2 separate regions of the Mus musculus genome follow, and region 2 is linked to region 1. The links are chromatin contacts, found by POLR2A ChIA-PET in ENCODE. All regions are on one chromosome and are shown on one strand. Each heading gives the region's core, a stretch centred on a gene start or an enhancer-like site at or near the end of the contact. The rest is flanking DNA. Distances are from core to core; before and after follow the strand shown. Region 1 holds the start of Smim4 (small integral membrane protein 4). Region 2 holds the start of Spcs1 (signal peptidase complex subunit 1 homolog (S. cerevisiae)).

Region 1 (4,547 bases), core at 148-2,647:
CTTCGCTAGATATTCTCATAGTTATTAAACATTAAGTGGAGGCCCATGCCTGTAAACCCAGAGGATGACTCTAAGTTTTGAAGATTCAAGGCCAGCATAGTCGGGCTCCGCGTCAAAGTATAGAAAGAGTAATCAGGGGCTGGAGAGATGGCTCAGTGGTTAGGAGCACTGACTGCTCTTCCAGAGGTCCTGAGTTCAATTCCCAGCAACCACATGGTGGTTCACAACCATCTGTAATGGGATCCAATGCTCTCTTCTGGTGTGTCTGAAGACAGCTACAGCGTACTCAAAATAAATCTTAGAAAGAAAGAAAGAAAGAAAGAAAGAAAGAAAGAAAGAAAGAAAGAAAGAAAGAAAGAAAGGAAGGAAGGAAGGAAGGAAGGAAGGAAGGAAGGAAGGAAGGAAGGAAGGAAGGAAGGAAGGAAGGAAGGAAGGAAGGAAGGAAGGAAGAAAGAAAGAAAGAAAGAAAGAAAGAAAGAAAGAAAGAAAGAAAGAAATGAATGGAGGTTTTGAAAGAACAACCTAAAATTCTCAAATGGTAAGTTACATGAGAGGCAGACAAAGGGCCCAAAGGTTGGGAGAAAGCCTGAAAGGAACTGGCAGTTCCAGAGGCCGTTCTCAGAAATGCCAGACATTCTTTTCACAGTTCTAGGTCAAAGACATAACCTAAGGAGAGCGAGTGACCAGTAGTAATTAGCTAGGACAGCCGGGATAACTTCCTCAGGAGTTTGGGCTAAAGCTCTCAAAGGGCAAGGGCCTTAACCTGAATTTCTGAGCTATATCTCTGAATTTCCCTCAGGACTGGTTCCTCTTCCACATGCGATTAATCCTGTTCCTTAGGCCCAAAGTCACCAGCAGGGCCAAGGACAGGCTACAAAGACCTGCACGGCCTGACTAGAGGCACGTGCCCTCTTCAAATGCCGGAAGAGGAGGAGGGCTGGATGCCAATGTGAACAAAATACAAGAGCCCTAAGGGCCTCCTGCCTCGCTGCACGAGAACTGTCAAAACACTGTTCCTAACGCCCAAAGTGAAAGGAACTCTGCAACTGAATGGATCGCATACCCACGGGAGAAACGGAGGCTGCTGCACCCTCACTTACAGAAGGTCTCCTGGCCCACGCGCACTTTAATCATGATCCACTCCATCGCACCTCCCAGGACAAAAAAGAAGGGCAGGAATCTGTAGATGCCGAATCGCTGCTTGCCGGGCACTCGCTGAAGAGCTCGCCTCACCTGGGCCCTGGAGAACATGACCGAGGCCTCCCAGTGGGGTAGGGACGGAACCAGGCAGACTGGTGTTCCCGGAGGCAGTACAAATAACCCTGCGGACCCCTGCGTGTCCGCGGAGTCCCGTGGACTGAGCACCAAGACTCGACTGCAGCGCCACAGCCCGGCCGCAAGAGTTAGGTCGCGGAAGTTAGGACAGACCCAAAGCCTGGTCGGCTCCGCCAATCAGAATGTGGCGGGACTCTCAGACTCTCCAATCAGAGTGCTGTTTGAGCGCGCGTGCTCTGTGAGGCTGAGTCGGTCTGAAGAAGCCTGCGCACGCGCCTAGATTCTGGAGACGGAGAACCTTCGGGGGGCGGGGTCTCCAACGTGGCGTGGCGGCCCCGCCCTCGACCTGCTCTCACTGCTGAGGCTCAGAGTTTACTGCCGCGCCCCCTACTCTGCCATCGCCATCTTTTTTTGTAATACCCTGACCGAGGTGTCGACCCTTTGTGAATGAAATCAGCTAAAATGCAGTTTCGTGACACTCCTTCCTTTTATTTCTGGATGTGACTGGTTTGACTTGGATTCTAATACAAACATAACTCGATATGCATTTTCGAAAGCTGAATTTTATCGTCGCAGCAAAAAGTACAACTGTCTATAACAAACATGCTAAAATAATATAAACCTATGATAAGTGGGAAATTACCGTTATTCTGGTAACTTGTAGTGTTTTTAAGCATCACAACCAATAGTTACAGAAGAGGATCAAGGTAAAGAGTGACTTCGCTGTCAAACCACAACCCTATCGGCACCCTTGTAAGATGAGCCTTTCTATGATGCTGTGAGAATTGACAATCTAAAAGAATTAAATGGCCTGGCAGTGGTGGCATATGTCTTTAATCCCAGCACTTGGAAGGCAGAGGCAGGCGTATCTCTTGAGTTCGAGGCCAGCCTGGTCTACAGAGTGAGTTCCAGGACAGCCAGGGCTACACAGAGAAACCCTGTATCAAAAAAAAAAAAAAAAAAAACAGAATTAAATGACAGATTGCAGCGAGGAGGCCTGGTGGGCCCATGCCAAGGTATGCCCCTGAGAAATTATGCTGTGCAACAAATCTGGTATGAAAGGAGTTTATTGGGGAAGGAATAGAGGCAGTGAGGGAACCATGAAGGCAGAGAAAGAGGGGGGGGGGTCATAAACAGCTGACTAAGCGCAGCCTGCCTGGAGGTACCTACTGGAGAAGCCACACACAGTGAACGCCTGGCACTTGGTGCCATTTCTCTTGGATCTGAGGACTGAAACTTGTAAAGTGTCATCCACTTGGAAGGAATCCACATGTGGCCAGGTCTTCACAGCCCACCTAGGTCAATGGACCTACAAGGGTCCACCCATAAGCCCACCCTTCGGCATCCATGACTACCCAGACCAGAATCTGATACACCCGATCCTCAGCATAGGTACAGGCAAACTACAAACGTACACATTACACACAACCTTAAACCCAACAGCCACGTGTGTTCAGTTGGGCAACTCACCACCAACAATGGACATTGGGCCCAGCCTTTCCTAGTGTACACCTGCAAGCTAAGAAAACAGAAGTGGATGGAATGAAAAGAATTTCATTGAGACAGCGCTTGAAAAAAACCATGGCAATTCAACTGGGGGCCTGCACCGTCTGGCCCATCCTTTTACAGCCGCCAAAACCTGGTGGCTGCAGTGATCCTGGCCCACAGCCAGAAGCGTATGCCCAGTAGATAGGCTCCTCATTTAAGTCGATCACCTGGGTTGGGTACCAGGCAATACAAAGAAAATGCTGCCTCAGCAGGCGTCAGCTGCCCATCAGGCCAAGTGGTCTTAGCCAGCTTGGGACTGGTACTGAAAGCAAGTAGAGCTCTTGTTGTCTTAGCGACCTCAGCTCCAGTGGAACGTGCAGTCAGTCAGAAACTGGGGCAGGGGCACGAGGCCCCGGGGCAGGAGAACTGGTCTGGAAAGAATAGGACAGAAGAGCAGGGGAGGGGCAAAAAGACCCTTGGGCAAAGGAAGAGCAGTACACTCGAGCGCTCTTGCTCCTCGGCCGTCCAGGATCTCGCGGAGACCCGGGGCTCTGCGACTTCCCGCTCAAGGGAGGAAAGGTACCGCCATCGCCACCGAGACGACCAAAGGGGGGCGCAGAGCCCCTGAGCCGAGCAGGGGACAAGGAGGCGGGGGTCGGAGCCCGCTCCGCCCCGTCCCGGAGACCTCCCGCCCCCTGGGCCGAGTGGTGCGTCCATTGGCCGGATGGGCTCCGCGCGCCTCCCCCATTGGCCGGCCGCCTTGAGAAGCACGCGGCCACGGTGGCGGGCGGGCAGTCGGAGAGCGGCGGGCAGGCGGGCCAGCGGACGGGCGGAGGGCGGCCGGGGCAGCGCGCAGGGGGCATGGCGGGTGCCGGACTGCGGGCGACAGCTAGGCGCTTGCTGCTGTGCAGAGGCCACAGCGGACCGCGGGCCGCCTCGTCCTCACCCTCCTGCCCTGGCTGCGGCCCGCCGGGTCCCGGAGCCCACTGCCCCAGCACCCCGCGCTCGGCGCCCGCAGACGGCGCGGACCTCAGCGCGCACTTATGGGCTCGTTACCAGGACATGCGGAGGCTGGTGCACGGTGGGTGACGCCGGGTGGGCAGTGAGCCGTAGGTCGTCAGACGAACGGTGCCCAACAGACGGCCAGGGCACCGACCGGGGTGAAGGACGCTTGGTGGGGCTCGCCGGGGTCCCAAAACCTGAGGGCTAAATGGCGTTTTAGAAAAGGCTCCATCGGGTTGTTAGGAGGTGTCTCTGCAGGACACCGCTACTCCTGGGGCGAGTGGGGCTTTTTGTCTTCTGGCGGCAGAAGCTTGGAATGCCTGGAGCGGCCGCTGCGCACGCGGCCCCCATGGTCTTGCTCCTGAGTCCAATCTGCGGGCAGTAGCGGTAGAACCCCTCCCAGTCCCTCGTTCTCCTCTGGCCCTTAGTTGCAGTGTGTGGACAAAGACTGACTGAGCCGTGTTCACAGATGGCACGACGTAAGGTGACACCAGACGGACACTGCAGGCACCTCTTGGCTTGTCTCTGGCGGTCTACTGCACTCTAAACACTCGGAGGAACAGAAAAGTTACTGTAGCCCCCCCCCCCCCCCTGCAATCCCTCGGGAGTTGCTATATCTCAGATAGAACTGCACAAGGCACTTAACCCTCTCCTAATCATTCCCTTGGAATGGGCTGATGAGGCTGGAGATCTGAGCGCCGAACATCTGTCCATTGGTCTGGTGGGGCCCTGCCTCTTCAGCCGATAGATGTGGTCTGGGCTGTGACCCCTATCACTGCCCA
Region 2 (4,440 bases), core at 174-2,673, 130 kb before region 1:
GGTAGCATTTATTTCCATTCAAGGTCTAAATGATCATTTAGTATGTCTGATCCCCAAATAACCACCATGCTAAAGATTAACAAACTAATGAGACAAAATATGTCAGGGAGTGAGAACAAGCCTTAAGTGTTTACACATACAAGTTTTAAGAACTAAAAGAAATATGAAGGCTGCGTGAGCAAAGCGAAGCCCCTGGCATATTCATTTTACTGCCTAGAGGAGATGCAAAAGACAATTAGAAAGCTCTACACCTTTATGTAGCGCAGGCCATCGGACACAACTTAACATTCTACTTTTCAAATAATAGAGAACAGAAACATTAATGGGAAAGACGAACAAAGAGGTGATTCTGGTTCTCACTGGTAGGTCCAACCAAGTCTCCTGAGTCAGAAAACTTACGCTACTGCTAATACGCAAATACCACAAATAGCTTACCAAACAGGAGAAAGCAAATCCGGCCATAACTATGTAGACAGTCCACCCAAACTGTTCAGCCACGTACCCGTAGATAAACCCAACTATCTGAAAAGAAACAAAGTATATAAAATGCACTCAAACCAAGAGAGGCGGGGTTAAGAATTAAAAGTAATGCAATACTTACTGCAGAAAAAAGAATGATCCCCTGAAACATCTGTTCAGCTAGTTTCTGCCCCTTGTAATCCTAGGGACGAAAAAGAAGAGGACGAGTTGGTCCTACTGCCAAAGGACTGCAATTCTCGTAGGGAACTCAGCGTTGGCATAAGGCAGCATTCAACACCAGGAGGGCCCGAGAGTAAGGAAGCAAACATGTAATTTCCCAGGGAAACTTGGGCATCTTAACAGACCACGGGAAAGGGGATCTATTCTGGGGAAGAGAAGGGAAAGTGAAGCCAATCTTAGGAGTGGCTCCGGTGAGGGTGAGGGGCTTAGAAGTCGCTAGGCTCCAAAGAGAAGTGCGGGGGATCGGGGACGCGCGCCCTCACCATCTGGGTGGGCAGCGAACTCAGGTGTTCCAGCATGGTTGCTGAAGACCGATACCGACAACGAAACGGACGTAGCCGATTATTAAGGAGTAAAGTTTGCGGGGGTCGATATCGAGAGCAAGGCCGACCAGCCGAGCGTTTCACTTCGGCCGTGGCCCCGGAAGCGGATGTCTCCGAGGGGCACGGACAACCCCTGGCCCCGCCCCGCGCCATCGACAAGGGAGGTACGTCTCTTAGCTTTCCTAGAACCCTGTACACTGCTCACGAGGGCTGGGGCAGCGACCTGGCCGGAGCATCGTGCACCGGTCAGCGCTCCTGGCCGCCCGGAGCTGTAATTGCGGCAGGAATCACTTGCGGGCTGCGCCTCCCCAGTTTAACGGCCGCCGGCGCGCTCCACGTCTCCATAGCGACGGCCTTTACTCGGGGAGGACCCGGGCGACGGGGCTGCCCCGTGGCGCCTGCTGCGCCTGGCTTTCTGGCAGAGGGAGGCACAGTCAAACTAGGGGTTGTGGCCCTACGTGGCTGCTGCAGAGCTCGCCGGCCAGTGGGCCACGGCCAGAGAGCAGCGGACGCGGACGGCCCGGCGGTGGGCCGGGGCCTGGGGCCTGCGGAGCGAGCGCTGAGCTGGCGGGGCGGGCTGGGGCGTGGGCGGCGGCCACTCCTCCCAGCGCAGGTAAGGGCGACTGCGCCCAGCCTCGGAAGGCGACGATTCGTCTGACGCGGCTCTAACCTGACCTGTCAGTGCGTGGCGGGATCCCCGGAGCGCCTCACCACGTCCCCATCACTCCTAAGCGTAAGGAGGCTACTAATGATCTCTAGAGTTAGGGAAGATAACGAAGCCACATTCTCCAGGGAAAGGAGACTGCCTCGGAGAAGAGCTGCGAGGCCCAAGTCGCCCCACATCTCGTGGATTGAGCTTCCGTGCCCCTATGTAGAGGGTCCCAAATTCGGCCTAACTTTTTGGTTGCCGGTTTCCATGGCTCATTCCCAGGCCAGTCCCTCTTGGTAAAGACCAGCCAAGGGCCGGGCGTGGTGGCGCACGCCTTTAATCCCAGCACTCGGGAGGCAGAGGCAGGTGGATTTCTGAGTTCGAGGCCAGCCTGGTCTACAAAGTGAGCTCCAGGACAGCCAGGGCTATACAGAGAAAACCCGTCTCGAAAAACCAAAAAAAAAAAAAAAAAAAGACCAGCCAAGGGGTTCCCTTAACCCTGTCTTTCAAGGGTTGTGTATTTCAAAGCGTGAGCCCTTCCCTCATGACTGAGCTAGATGGGGTGCCGAATTCAGACAGACCATTCTGGGGATCCCATCCTCTGGGGCCCGCTGCCTCTGTGGACTCTGCTGTGCATGCAGTCAGGCACAGATGGCGAGATGCTAGACACTCTAGACTGGGAGGTGAGTAGCCGATGCCAGCATCTACACATCCATGGAGCTACCAACCCATTAGTTAGTTAGTTAATTTTGATTAGCACAGTTGTGACTTAGAACTTGGAAACTTGGAGTGTGTCAAGGAAGATGTCCACATCACTCCAGTAATGTGACTATTGAATTAGCTGCGGGGGGAAAGCACCTATGTGATAGAGCTCTGGAAAGTGTAACCTGGGCTTTGGGGACGTTTCCTGATCGTGAAAGACAAGTGGGGCATAGCCAGTTAAGTGTGTGAAAATGTCCAAGTGTTCTTGTGCTTTGACACCATTCAGAAAAGTACAGACCCCCTTGACACTTCGGACCTTAGAGCCAGTACAATGAAAGACTACAACAATCTTCAAGGGTCTTTTTTCTTTTCTCCTTCCCTACACTTTCCTTAGTACATATGAATAGGCTCTCATTCCTCAGGGTTGTATCTCTACCAGTGCACTTCATAGGACGGGAGTTTGTTTTACAGACCATATAGTATTTGAACTATAAAAAGATGGAAAAACAAAATGGTTTTGCCTTGTTCCTTTTGACCCAACAGCTCCATAGGAATCTCATGCTTTTCCATATTCTGGAATTTAATGTTAGTGATGATTAAGATTGCAGTAAGAGCTCTTCTTTATTGGAGATCTGGACTCCTCCTGGATTAGCAAATCCAGGACTGTTCCACAAATGTCACATGCTTGCTGCATTTCTGGAAGGGATGGCCTTAGGTGACAGGATACAGCAGTAGAATTACATTTTCATTTAACTCCTTGTTTCTGTGGAACTTAGATTCACAGCTCACAGATGCACACATGCGATCATTCCATAACTGGGAAGGAAGAGTAAGATTGTCGGTGTAAGGAGAGCACAGAAAGATGCGATTGGTGACCTCCGCAAGAGCAGTTTGAAAATAAGACCAAACATCTGAGAACAGAGGAAGGAAACACACAGAGAGAAGAGTATTTCAGCTCATTTGAGACATTTAGTGTGAGGGAGGCAGAGACATGGACCTGTGGGTCAGTCCTCTGGAAGTGCTCCATCTTCTCCACCCTCCTCTACCTCTACTGCTTTAACTGGAAGACACCAGAACATGCTAGTGTGCGGATGGGTGTGATCCACCAGGAATGGCGAGAAGTTGGTGCTACACGAGAACAGTTGTAGGATAGGGTACAGAGCACCAGTGGGAATCCTTCCATGGATATCTGTGCTCCATATTGTATGTAATAGGAGGGGAAAGTTTTTTTAAAAAGTTGAGACTGAATATAAACAGAGGTATTTAGCTTTAGCTTTTTTTTTTTTTTAAAGTGGCGGTATGCTAGACAGATAGTGAGTAAAGTACTCACCTCACAAGTGTGAGGACCCGAGTACTTATGTAAATGTGGGTGAGTGTGGCAGCTCACCTATAGTGCCAGCACTCAGGAGGTGGAGATGAGATGCTGAGAACAAGTTGACTAAAAGACTGTCAAGTTGTGGATCTAATTGAAACTTTGAAACTTGTAAGGTGAAAGAAACACAAGCAAGGAAAACACCTGACAGAACTCACTTCTCCCCATACACACTTGCGCACACACACACACACACACACACCAGAAAGAAAAGGCTGAAACAATAAACAGAATACATTTTTCTTAAGATTCTTTTATATTAATGGGTAATATATGTCCTGGGTTTCCTGTATGTGTGTTTGTGAGGAGTTTGTATACAGGTGGTTTGGGAATGTAAAGGTTTTGCAATTTCTGAGCAAAAGAACCATGAATTTTCTGCTGCTGCTTCTCCTTCTCCTTCATTTTTCCTTCTCCTTTCTCCCTCCTCTTAATCCTCCCGCCTCTAGTCCTCCCTCCTCCTCCCTCCTCTTCTTCTTTCTCCATACACACAGTATATATGAAATTTTGAGAACTTCTTTCTTCTCCTCTTCCTTCTTTCTTCTTCTTTAATGTATATGGGTACACTGTAGCTGTCTTCAGATAGACCAGAAAAGGGCATCAGGTCTCATTACAGATGGTTGTGAGCAACCATGTGGTTGCTGGGAATTGAACTCAGGACCCTGGAAGACAGCCAGTTCTCTTAACTGCTGAGCTAT

What was found. ChIA-PET counts read pairs that join two places held with the same protein, here RNA polymerase II (POLR2A).
Region 2: POLR2A ChIA-PET joins it to region 1 with 11 read pairs in Patski. The contact joins the promoter of Spcs1 here to the promoter of Smim4 in region 1. POLR2A ChIA-PET finds 5 or more read pairs at or near these places in 3 of 5 experiments (Patski and embryonic stem cell).

The regions. Positions count from the first base shown.
Region 1 is chr14:31,127,533-31,132,079 of GRCm38, forward strand. It overlaps Smim4 (small integral membrane protein 4), which reads right to left and starts at 1,398. Exons shown (of 2, transcript NM_001308091.1): 1 at 1,101-1,398. The coding sequence starts at 1,251. Nt5dc2 (5'-nucleotidase domain containing 2) reads left to right here and starts at 3,557. Exons shown (of 14, transcript NM_001374087.1): 1 at 3,557-3,844. The coding sequence starts at 3,625.
Region 2 is chr14:31,000,243-31,004,682 of GRCm38, forward strand. Spcs1 (signal peptidase complex subunit 1 homolog (S. cerevisiae)) reads right to left here and starts at 1,424. Exons shown (of 4, transcript NM_026911.3): 1 at 963-1,424; 2 at 602-661; 3 at 436-522. The coding sequence starts at 1,175. It overlaps Glt8d1 (glycosyltransferase 8 domain containing 1), which reads left to right and starts at 1,191. Exons shown (of 10, transcript NM_029626.2): 1 at 1,191-1,755.